2 separate regions of the Homo sapiens genome follow, and region 2 is linked to region 1. A link is an interaction called in ENCODE POLR2A ChIA-PET data of the cell type or tissue named here. Cell type or tissue: endothelial cell of umbilical vein. All regions are shown on one strand. Each heading gives the region's core, and the rest is flanking DNA. Links, peaks and the distances in the headings are about the cores only.

Region 1 (5,590 bases), core at 336-5,335:
AACCGGTGATTACTGCTGTGTTCACTGTGTCAAGCAAAGTCCATTTTTCTGGTCTTGGGACTCCACAGCTATGAGGACAAAAGTCTCTCCCCTCTCCAACAAAGGAAACACACTGAACTCCCCAAGAAGCATTCTCTTTTTCCTTTTGGGATGGAGTTTCACTGTCGCCCTAGGCTGGAGTGCAGTGGCGCGATCGTAGCTCACTGCAACCTCTCCTGCTGGTTCTCCCACCTCAGCCTCCTGAGTAGCTGAGATTACAGGCGTGTACCACCACGCCCAGCTAATTTTGTCTTTTTAGTAGAGATGGGGTTTCGTCAAGTTGGCCAGGCTGGTCTCGAACTCCTGACCTCAGGTGATCTGCCCACCTCGGCCTCCCAAAGTGCTGGGATTACAGGCATGAGCCACCACACCTGGCCCCAAACAAGCATTCTCTAAACTCCTGTAAGGAATGACTTCACATTCCCTCAGAGAATGTCAGCTTCCCAAAATGCATCCCAAGAGTTTCCAGAGTTCCTGCCAGAAGTGCCCGCACAGATGCAAACTTCAGACCCCTGAAACCAGAGATGGACCCAACTCACTTGTTGCATATCAGCAGCACTCTCAGCTCCTTGACATTGTGGACCAGGAACTTCCGGAAGCCACTGGGCAGCACGTGCTTTCTGGTTTTTTTTTTTTTTTTTTTTTTTTGCTCCTATAACCAATGCTGGGCATCATATCAAGACCTGGCCCTTGAACCTTCTATGAACCCTGTTGTCAATGCCTCTGGGTTTCCACCAGTTACGCTGAAGGAAATAATACACAGGTGGGTTAGCATCTGTGCAGACTGCCAACTGTTCCATAGGGGAGGGAAAAAAGGACCAAATGAAAAGGAAGTATGCCACACAGTAGTTGCCTTTGGTAATAGGACTTCACTATTTCCTTACATGCTTTTTTGGTGGGAAAAACCAGGAGCTCGTGGCTTTTGCCACTAGGAAGGCAGGCACCCCCGCCATTCTCACTCCCAAGAAATGGAGACACCAATGGGATGCGAGGGGACTGTGTAGATATTGAGATGGCGAGCACAGGTGCAGACACTGCTCTCAGCACCTCTGAGTTTTCTTGTCTATAAAATAGGGATCCTGCTGTCATAAGGCAACCCAAAATACATGATACAAATGCAAAGCCCTCCAAACATATCAAAATGGCCAAGTGTCCCTTTTCATTAAAGTTTCACTTCACACATCAAGAGACGTAAGTACCAGCACTAGGGCACACTGGGGGAGACCTGTATTTCCACAGAAAGCTCTTCCACAAACCAGTTCATCGGTCAAAGGTAATCCTGACTAGGTGATGTCAGAACTGGCAGCCTGTTGGAAACTCCTTTCTTCACCCCACACCCATTTCCATCCCAGGACCACACACCTTGATTTTGACATATCGGTCTGACTGGTGCCGGATGAATTTCTTGGTTCTCTTTTTGACGATCTTGGGCTTCACAAGGGATCTGAGGGCAGCCATGATGCCTTTTGGGGAAGAAGTAGCCCCAGGTGAGGAAGAATCCTGGAAGGAGGCTTTCCCGCCCAGGGACTGAACACTGTCGCAGAGTGTCTTCCAATCACCAGCTACGGAGCAAGCTGGGAATGGAATGGGTGCCTCTGCCAGGCTTGCTTTCCCTCCCTTTCCGAAGCTGGCAGAATACTAGGCAGTCTCCAGATGCGATCCCAGGAGGTCAAGGGTCACCTCACCCACTCAGAGCCCAAAGAATGCCAACAGCTGAGCAAATCAAAACTGACCCCAAGACACTCTCAATTTGCAAGGGGCAGCAAATCCCACCCTGCCAGTGTCTGAACCCCCAGATGGTCCTTCCGGTAGTACTGGCCTTGACCATCTACTTGAACTGGAGTCTCAGTTTCCTCACCTGTAAAATGGAGACGACATTGTGTGCTGAATGCCTGCAGTACCTGTCACAGGGTAAATGTTCAATAAAGAAAACCTTCTAATTCCCTAGGTAGCAGCTGCGCTACCACACCCCCAACACACACAAAACCATCATATCCCTCTAAGGATGCCTCAAACCTGGAGATCTTCCATTATCAACTCACAACTTCCTCAGTGTGGTCTTCTGAGCCATTCATTTATTTCCTACAGCAGCACCCCTTCTGTTCTCTTTGCAGCCATCAGTTGGCACAGAGTGGGTACTCAATGAACCACGTATTCAAAACAACTTTGCCTTCTGGCCCATGATATCCTTGAAGGCAAGGGGGAAGTTTCATCTTTATATTCCCAGAGCTCCTGACGATCAAAATCTCTGTTAACAACTGAGTGAGCTGACCTGCACCCCATCTTTTTTTTTTTTTTTTTTTTTTTTTTTTTGCAGTCCCACCACAGCAGCCCTAGGGTCACAGGCTAGAAGGAAAGGAACGTGGGGTCATGGCAATGAATGAATGCACGTGGGCCAACATCAGTAAGCACGGTATAAACCGAAAAATAAATTCTAAGCCCCCCACCCAACTGAATGGACTCCTGCTCTTGGCCAAGGGCATTCCAAAGTTAACCTGAAAAACTAGTTCAAGCCATAATGGGAATGTGGGGTCGAACTTGCCTCATTATGCCCTTCTCCCTATGGAATTCAGGCACAGCTGACCAGCGTTAGCATTAAAAGAGATCCCAAGACTGACAAAACAGACTTTGTAGCAATAAGACACCAAATTTCAACCTGACTCTAGTATAGCATCACATGACAGATTGCAGGCCCTGAAAGAAACAGAAGTACTTTACCCAAAAATATATTTCTTTGACATATTCTGACATGGCCCTGTAAAGCTGTCTCTTGTGGGGACAATCTACGTCCTGTAGTGAATCCCCCTCCCTTTCCAGGTCTTCTCCCTGAGCCAGGAGAGGCTCCACTAAGACTTTGGCACCTTTTCAGGCCTGGTAAGAAACATTTACGATCTACTCTCTTTGAAGCCCGCTACCTGGAGGCTTCCTCTGCATAAATAAGAACCTTGGTCTCCACAACCTCTTATCTGAACCCAGGCATTCCTTTTTGTTGATTCCAAGTCTTTAGACAAACTCAACCAATTGTCAAATCTACCAACAGCCCGGACCAGGCCCCCCAACACACCTCCCTAAAATGTACAAAACCAAGCTGCACCCCAACCACCTTGGGCACATGTTCTCAGGACTTCCTGAGGGCTTTGTCACGGGCCGTGGTCACTCATACTGGACTCAGAATAAGTCTTTTCAAATACTTTACACAGTTTGACTCTTTTCGTCAATAGACGCAAAGCCCAACCACCACCCCGGCTGCCTGCTTCACTCTGTTCGTGTACGCGCTCCAGCAAGCCGACAATACCCACAGACACAGAGTGGTAGGGAAGGCCTCCTTACCAGGGGACCATAGGGCCAGATGAAGCCTGCAGGAACGCAGATGGCCACGGATTAAGACTCACTCAGGCCGGGCGCGGTGGCTCACGCCTGTAATCCCAGAACTTTGGAAGGCCGAGGCGGACGGATCACTTGAGGTCAGGCGTTCCAGACCAGCCTGGCCAACATAGTGAAACCCACTCTCTACTAAAAATTCAAAAATTAGCCAGGCGTGGTGGTGGGCGCCGGTAGTCCCAGCTACTTGGCAGGCTGAGGCAGGAGAATCGCTTGAACCCCGGAAGCGGAGGCTGCAGTAAGCTGAGATCGCACCACTGCACTCCAGCCTGGGAAGCAAAGTGAGACTCTGTCTCAAAAACAAACAAACAAACAAACTCACCGAGCAGGAAAAAGAAGCACCAAGGAAGAGAGAAGGGATGAGAGAGCGCCGGGGCTGATGGGAGGTAACCTCTGGGTCCTGACAGGGAAAAGGCAAGCACTTCCGGCTCCGGGTCCTTAAAAAAAAGACATGTCAAAGAAAGAGTGCTGCAGAAATGCCGAATTTAACTGTTTTAATAGAGAGTAATATCTAAGAATGTAAAGGAAAATTTATCTTACCTGCCCTTGGCACTAGTTAGAAAGTTGGAATTCTTTCTGAGTTGAGACCTGGTGTAGGGAGGAATCTACTTCCGCCAGAAGTTGAAGCCAATCTAGCGTTTGGGCTATTTCCGCCCTTGTTTCCTCTACTCCGAAGTGCGCTTCCTAGCGGTCAGGAGAGATCAAGACCGACTTCCCAAAATTCCCTCACTGAATTTACATAGTAAATAGTGATGAGACCGGAACCGCTAACGTACGATGGGCCTACCACAATTCTATAATGTAACCTATTATTGTCTCTATTTTGCATATGTGGAAGGAGAATTTTGGAGATTTTACTCCAAGCTCCACGCTTCTAACCATTAGTCTAAACTACCTTGCTTTGTTTTGTTGGTTGTTTTGTAGAGTTATGGTTTTACTATTTTGGCCAGGCTGGTCTTAAGCGATCTCTCGCCTCAGCCTCCTGAGTAGCGGGGATTACAAATATGAGCCATTGTTCCCAGCTACTGTCTAATTTTTAAGCTTGTTCTTGATTTGCTTAGCTTTTTTTTTTTTTTTTTTTTTTTTTTTTTTGAGAGGGAGTCTCACTCTGTTGCACAGGCTGGAGTGCAGTGGAGTGGCAAGATCTCGGCTCACTGCAACTTCTGCCTCCCAGGTTCAAGGGACAAGGGATTCTCCTGCCTCAGGCTCCGTAGTAGCTGGGATTACAGGTGTGCGCCACCACACTCGACTAATTTTTTTTAATTTTCAGTAGAGACAAGGGTCTCACTATGTTGGTCAACCTGGTCTCAAACTCCTGACCTCAGGTGATCTGCCCACCTTGGCCTCCCAAAATGCTGGGATTACAGGCGTGAGCCACCGCGCCCAGCCCTTAGCTTTTGTTTTTAAGATTATTTTGAAAATCAAATTTCAGGAGGAAAAAAACCTCCTAGATTCCACTCCTGGAACACAGTACAGATGTCACTGGCGATCTTGACAGGGATAGTTCCAGGGACCAGATGGGGTCAGAAGCTAAACTGGATTGTATTGATGACTGAATGAGAGAGAGGTGAGAAGGGTGTGTTAACAACTCCATGGTGAGATTTTTGGGTGTGAGGAGAATGGGGAGTTTGAGGAGACCCAGAGAAGTGGAATGTCTGAGGTCACACAGCTGGCAAGCCGTAGTGCTGGGGCTAGAACCCTGCTGCATCTGTGGCTATTCCACACCTCATGAATCTTGCTTATCCTGCAGGCTGTATGTAGTGAGATGGGATGCGGAGCAGGGAAGCACATTACTAATGGCAGCCTGAATGATGCCTGTCATGAAAGAAAAGGTCTTGATTGGGTCAAGTGGGTTCATCAACTGGGAGGGTTCATGAACCACAGAGCCTGCCTTCAGTTTCCAAAGACCCAAGAGATTTGGAAGCAGTAACCTGATGGCTCAGTCTTTGTGGGGTACGGGACATGCTGCCACCTCACTTCACAGAGGAGAGTACGGGGTACCCACACTGCTTCCCTGTGGGCACTGGGGTCCCAGGACAAGAGGCTGGAGGTGGCCTGCAGTCATCCCTGGAATAGCCCAGGGAACGTACCTGTATTCCCCCAGGCTCAAGGTTTCCCCACTGGGATCCCGGGACAAGAGGCTGGAGGTGGCCTGCAGTCATCCCTGGAA
Region 2 (5,590 bases), core at 360-5,359, 300 kb before region 1:
CACCACAGGACTGGAGAAAATATATGAGGCTGTCGTTTTTGGAATGTAGATAACAAGCGGCCTGAGACCATAACCCCTAAAAAAGGAAAAACTCATGAAAGGCACCTCATGATCATTGTGACACTCTACCTGGGAGTTTCCTGACCATGGGGCTAGAATCCAAGCAGAGCACAGTGGTCCCACTGAGCTAAGGAGGCAGAGATCAGGGTCTGGAGCAGATGATGTGATGAAATGAGAAGACATAAGTAGGGGGAGCCCAAAAGTCTATGTGAGGTGTCCCAGTGAGCTCTTGACCAGAGAGTGCCCCTTCCAGAGTTGAGAACAGACCAGAGATAGAGGTTCAGGAGTGCTAGGGGATGCTGAAGTTCCAAGCCAGACACAGTGAACAGGCCTCATTAGTGTCTCATTAGCGACCCGTATATGAGCTATCAGAACGTCACTATGGGTGAGGACCATGCCTAAAGAATAGGCCTCCATAGACCTGCCCTCACCAACATAAGCCTTGGGTTTGGAGGTTGAGTTCTGCCACATTAGCGAGGCTCAGAAACACCTTAGTCTTTCCACATATCCACCCTAACAAAACATAAAAAACAAGCCTAAACGAATAACTTCAAGGTGATCAGCCAGTAACTGAATTGACTACTAGGACAAGAATCAACACTCTTCTAAAGAAGGTAACAGAATCCAGAGTCTCGTTAAGTTATCAACCACAATTTCCATATACTATTGAAAATTGCTAAACGTGCAAAGAAACAGGAAAATATGAACCACAGATAAGGGAAAAAGCAATCTATTGACACTGATGCCAAAATGGCCCAGATATTGTATTTAGTAGGGAGACTTTAAAGCAGCGATTTTAAATATGTTCAGAAAATTACAAGGAAAGTATGTTCAAAGAGTTAAAGAAAAACATCGCCATAATGAGTGGACGAATAGGGGATTTAAGGAAATAAATGAAAAATTATTTCTTAAAACATAAATGTTTTATTAAACTATTTATTATTATTAAAATTACGGGCTGGGTGCAGTGTTTCATGCCCATAATCCCAGCACTTTGGGAGGCCAAGGCAGGTGGATCACTTGAGGTCAGGAGTTGAAGACCAGCCTGGCCAACATGGTAAAACCCCATCTCTACCAAAAATACAAAAATTAGCCAGGCATCGTGGTATGCTCCTGTAATCCCAACTACTCGGGAGGCTGAGGCATGAGAATCCCTTGAACCTCAGAGGCAGAGGTTGCAGTGAGCCCAGATCACGCTACTGCACTCCAGCCTGGACAACAGAGCAAAACTGTCTCAAAAAATATATATATGTTAAACTTAATTTTTTTTTTTTTGAGACGGAGTCTCACTCTGTCACCCAGGCTGGAGTGCAGTGGCGCGGTCTCGGCTCACTGCAACCTCCGCCTCCCGGGTTCATGCCATTCTCCTGCCTCAGTCTCCCAAGCAGCTGGGACTATAGGCGTCCACCACCATGCCCAGCTAATTTGTTGTATTTTTAATAGAGACAGGGTTTCACTGTGTTAGCCAGGATGGTCTTGATCTCCTGACCTTGTGATCTGCCCACCTCAGCCTCCCAAAGTGCTGGGATTACAGGCGTGAGCCACCGCGCCTGGCCTTAATTTTTTTTTTGAGACGGAGTTTCGCTCTGTTGTCCAGGCTGGAGTGCAATGGCACGATCTTCGCTCACCGCAACCTCCGCCTCCTGAGTTCAAGTGATTCTCCTGCCTCAGTCTCCTGAGTAGCTGGAATTATGGGCACGTGCCATCACACCCGGCTAATTTTGTATTTTTGGTAGAGACAGGGTTTCTCCATGTTGGTCAGTCTGGTCTCGAACTCCCGACCTCAGGTGATCCACTCGCCTCGGCCTCCCAAAGTGCTGGGATTACAGGCGTGAGCCACTGCGCCCAGCCTAAACTTAATTTTTAAATTAGTGGAAATTCTAGAACTAAAAATTATAGTAAGTGGAAAATTCACTGGATGAACTTAATAGCAGATTATAGATGGCAGAAAAAAAAAATCAGTGAACCTGAAGAAAAATCAATAAAGAGTTAATATGAGGAAGGGGAAAAAAGATTGAAGAAAATGAATAAAATCGGAAGGATATGTGAGATAATACCAAACTGTCTCATACTCACATAATTGCAGTTCCAGGAAAAGATAGTGATAATGGGGGAAGAATACTCAAAGAACTAATGACTGAAAAATCTCCAAATCTGATGAAACATACCTGGCTTAAAGATCCAAGAAGCTCAGCAAACCCCAAGCAGAAAAAATACAAAATACACAAAAGCAGATCACAGTCAAAATGACAGAAAACAAGAATAAAGGGGAAATATGAAAAGCAGTCTGATAAAAGACATATTCCATACATGGGAACAACAATACAAATGACAACCACTTCTCAGAATAATGGAAGCCAGAAGACAATGCTGAGAAGTGCTAAAAAGAAAAAAACAAGTGCGGAAAGAAAAAACTCTCAATGCTGAAGTACTTGTCAAACAAAATTTTCCCTCATAAGACAGGGTGAAATCAAGACGTTTGCAGATAAATGGAAGTAGAGAGAAGCTCCTTGGAAAAAAGCTGCCCTGCAAGAAATGCCAGATGGTACCACTGCACTAAAGCCTGAGCAACAGACTGAGACCCTATTTCAAAAGAAGAGGTGGAAGTGGCTGCTCTAGGGCAGGGGGTTGGCAATATCCTAAGACCTTCTGCTACCAATCCTTGTAGAACCAAATGACTCCTCAAACCACACACAAGTTAAGTTTGCTTAAAATAAAAACTAAATGAAAAACCAACAAAATAACTACTGATTAAGGTATGTAGGCCAACCAGCTGGTGAACTGTGGGCAGTAATGGAGAAGATATTTTGGGAAAGTAGACCCTTCCCATGGCTGGTAGTATTCCCATCCTATTCCCCCAAATTAGAGGAAGGGAAGGATACAGGGTAGCGGTGGTACGCTGGGGCCAACAAGCCTGAGCTCATGACCTGATGCTCTGTCACCAGCTTTGTGTCTCTAGGCTAAAACTTCATTCTGTTTTTCTTTTTTTTTGAGACGAGTCTCGCTCTGTCGCCCAGGCTGGAGTGCAGTAGCGTGATCTCTGCTCACCGCAACCTCTGTCTCCCAGGTTGAAGCGATTCTCCTGCCTCAGCCTCCCGAGTAGCTGGGATTACAGGCGTGTGCCACCACACCCAGCTAATTTTGTATTTTTAGTAGAAACAGGGTTTCGCCATGTTGGCCTGGCTGGTCTCGAACTTCTGACCTCAGGTGATCCACCCGCCATGGCCTCCCAAAGTGCTGGGATTGCAGGTGTGAGCCACTGCGCCCGGCCATTCTGTTTTTCATCCGTACAAAAAGGTGCTGTCAGAGTCAAATGACCAAACCCATGTGCCCAAGTGCTAGCATGGAGAAGGTGCTGATAAATGCATCCGTTTAACAATATTTACTGAGCTATTATAATTTTGTGGCAAATGTTTTTAATATACACAAAGGAACTTAAATGCAAAAGAGAATACATATAGTACCAAAAGAAAAACATACTAGGCTGTGTACATGAGTCGTTCATTTTTCATTCAACATGCGCTGAGCTCCTGCCTTGTCCCAGCCTCTGCTCTGGTAACTGGGGATATAGCAGGGAACGGAGCAAAACCAGCTCCATCCTAGTAAGAGGAGACAGAATGTGCCACAGATCCTTTTAGAAGGTGATCATGAGCACGCTACAGAATGTGAAAGCCAGGCAGACAGCACAGGGGGTGGATGCCAGCCTATTTGATGATCTGAGCAAGTGTCTGAGCTGAGGCCTGAGTGATGAAGAGCCAACCACATGGACGGTGTTCAGGCAGGGGAACAGGACAAAGGCTCAGAGGCAGGAGAATGCTTACCGTGTTAGAGACATGGAAAGGGCAGTGTGGCCAGATGGCCGTGAAGAAGGAAACTGGGAGGAGACACGTTCAGAGACATGGGCCAGAGCCAGAGCATATAGGATCTTGCAGGCCAAAGTTAAGAGTGTGGATTTCATTTTTCTTGCAACGTAAAGCCACTGGAGATTGTCTCAGGCAGGGAAATATGAGCCAGTCTCCTCTTTTCTCCCACTCACATATCTTATCAGCGCACCCTGCACTCCAGCCACTGCTGCAGCAACCAGCTTTGCACACACACAAAGGCCTGCCCACACCGTGCCCCTCACTCCCTGCCTGGGAGCATCTCTGAGTCTGGCCAGGGAGGCCTGCCGGAAAGCACTGTGTGCTCATGCCTCCATGACCCAGAAGAGAGAGGCCTCCGCACCCTAGGGATCACCTGTGACCAACGGGGAACAGGGATAAAGCTCTTCTCTCCCACCTCTCAGAGGGACCACTGTGAGACACATTCCTCATGCACCTTGTAAAGTCCTCAGGGTCAAGACCACTGCCCATGGCAGCTAAATGAAAGATGCAGCTCTATCTAAGCCTTGCCTCCTTCTCCAGGTCAGTCTCCAAAACAAAAGCTAAGCATGTGAGCCCTTCTCTCTGGCTCTGTTTTCCACGGGAAGCCTGGGCTAAGACAAGATGTGCTCTGGTTTGTTTTTAAAATATCACAGCCAGGCATGGTGGCTCACACCTGTAATCCCAGCACTTTGGAAGGCCGAGGCGGGCAGATCACGAGGTCAGGAGATCGAGACCGTCCTGGCTAACATGGTGAAACCCCGTCTCTACTAAAAATACAAAAAATTAGCTGGGCGTGGTGGCGGTCGCCTGTAGTCCCAGCTACTCAGGAGGCTGAGGCAGGAGAATGGTGTGAACCCAGGAGGCAGAGCTTGCAGTGAGCCGAGATAGTGCCACTGCACTCCAGGCCTGGGTGACAGAGCGAGACTCCATCTCAAAAAAAAAAAAATCACTCAGGTCACTGGGTGGAGCAGTCTTGTCATGGGATCACAGAGAGGAATTAGTGTAACAGGCAGCTTGATCACTTCACCCATGCCTACTATATTCCAAAAGAGGAGGCGGAAGCCAAGCCAGGAGAGCCCCTTCCCCAGACCAGACCCCTCCCCACCCCAACCAAGCCAGCTGGCATTAGGCAGCACCCAAGGGAGGCTGGATGAGAGCTGAATGCCTCTGATCTGTCACTTTAACTACGTTACTTTTGAAACAGGCAGGTGACAAGACACAGCAACCAGAAACCATCTTACCATCTATTGGAGAGGCCAGGCCTAGGCTCAGTGTCTCAGAAGGCAAGTAGACCCACCCTGTGGACTCCTGGGGGTCCCGGCCATCTCACTCGTCCTTGCCACTGCCTGCAGGCAGAGACCAGGAGCCGACATTATAGAGAAAAGAGGGAGGCTCTGAGGGGCGCTGGGACTCGGCCAAGGCATCCCAACGCAGAGTCCTGGACTCCAGGCTGGCTGTCTCTCTGCCTTGGGAGAGGCTGGGACCAGCAGGGACACTTGGGCTCCAAGTCCCCACTGCATCTGCCCTAGCTGTGCCCTCCTCCTACCCACTTATCCCCACCTCCCTACCGCCACTCCAGCCTCTTACCAGGGTCTACACAAACGGCCTCAGGCCTGTCTCCACACCTCCAATTCACCCAGTCCATTTTCTGCACACAGAACAATGCA

The links. ChIA-PET counts read pairs that join two places held together with the same protein. Peaks named below come from ENCODE experiments on the same cell type or tissue, not always from the same donor. Only the 100,000 strongest peaks of a DNase experiment are listed, where the experiment ranks them.
Region 2: POLR2A ChIA-PET joins it to region 1 with 11 read pairs; 3 of 35 experiments call an interaction of 5 or more read pairs at or near these places.

The regions. Positions count from the first base shown.
Region 1 is chr3:129,395,639-129,401,228 of GRCh38, forward strand. SNORA7B (small nucleolar RNA, H/ACA box 7B) reads right to left here and starts at 1,710; the gene lies at 1,572-1,710. It also overlaps the pseudogene RPL32P3. In endothelial cell of umbilical vein, for the core only: a CTCF peak has its summit at 4,101; DNase peaks (open chromatin) are centred at 3,303 and 3,983; H3K4me3 peaks cover 1,316 bases; H3K27ac peaks cover 1,343 bases.
Region 2 is chr3:129,097,775-129,103,364 of GRCh38, forward strand. All of the region lies in intron 1 of RAB43 (RAB43, member RAS oncogene family), which reads right to left. The region is part of intron 11 of ISY1-RAB43 (ISY1-RAB43 readthrough); the gene reads right to left. Among named protein-coding and RNA genes, the nearest start is that of RAB43, 21 kb to the right of the region's middle. In endothelial cell of umbilical vein, for the core only: no CTCF peak of the experiment used is centred there; no DNase peak of the experiment used is centred there.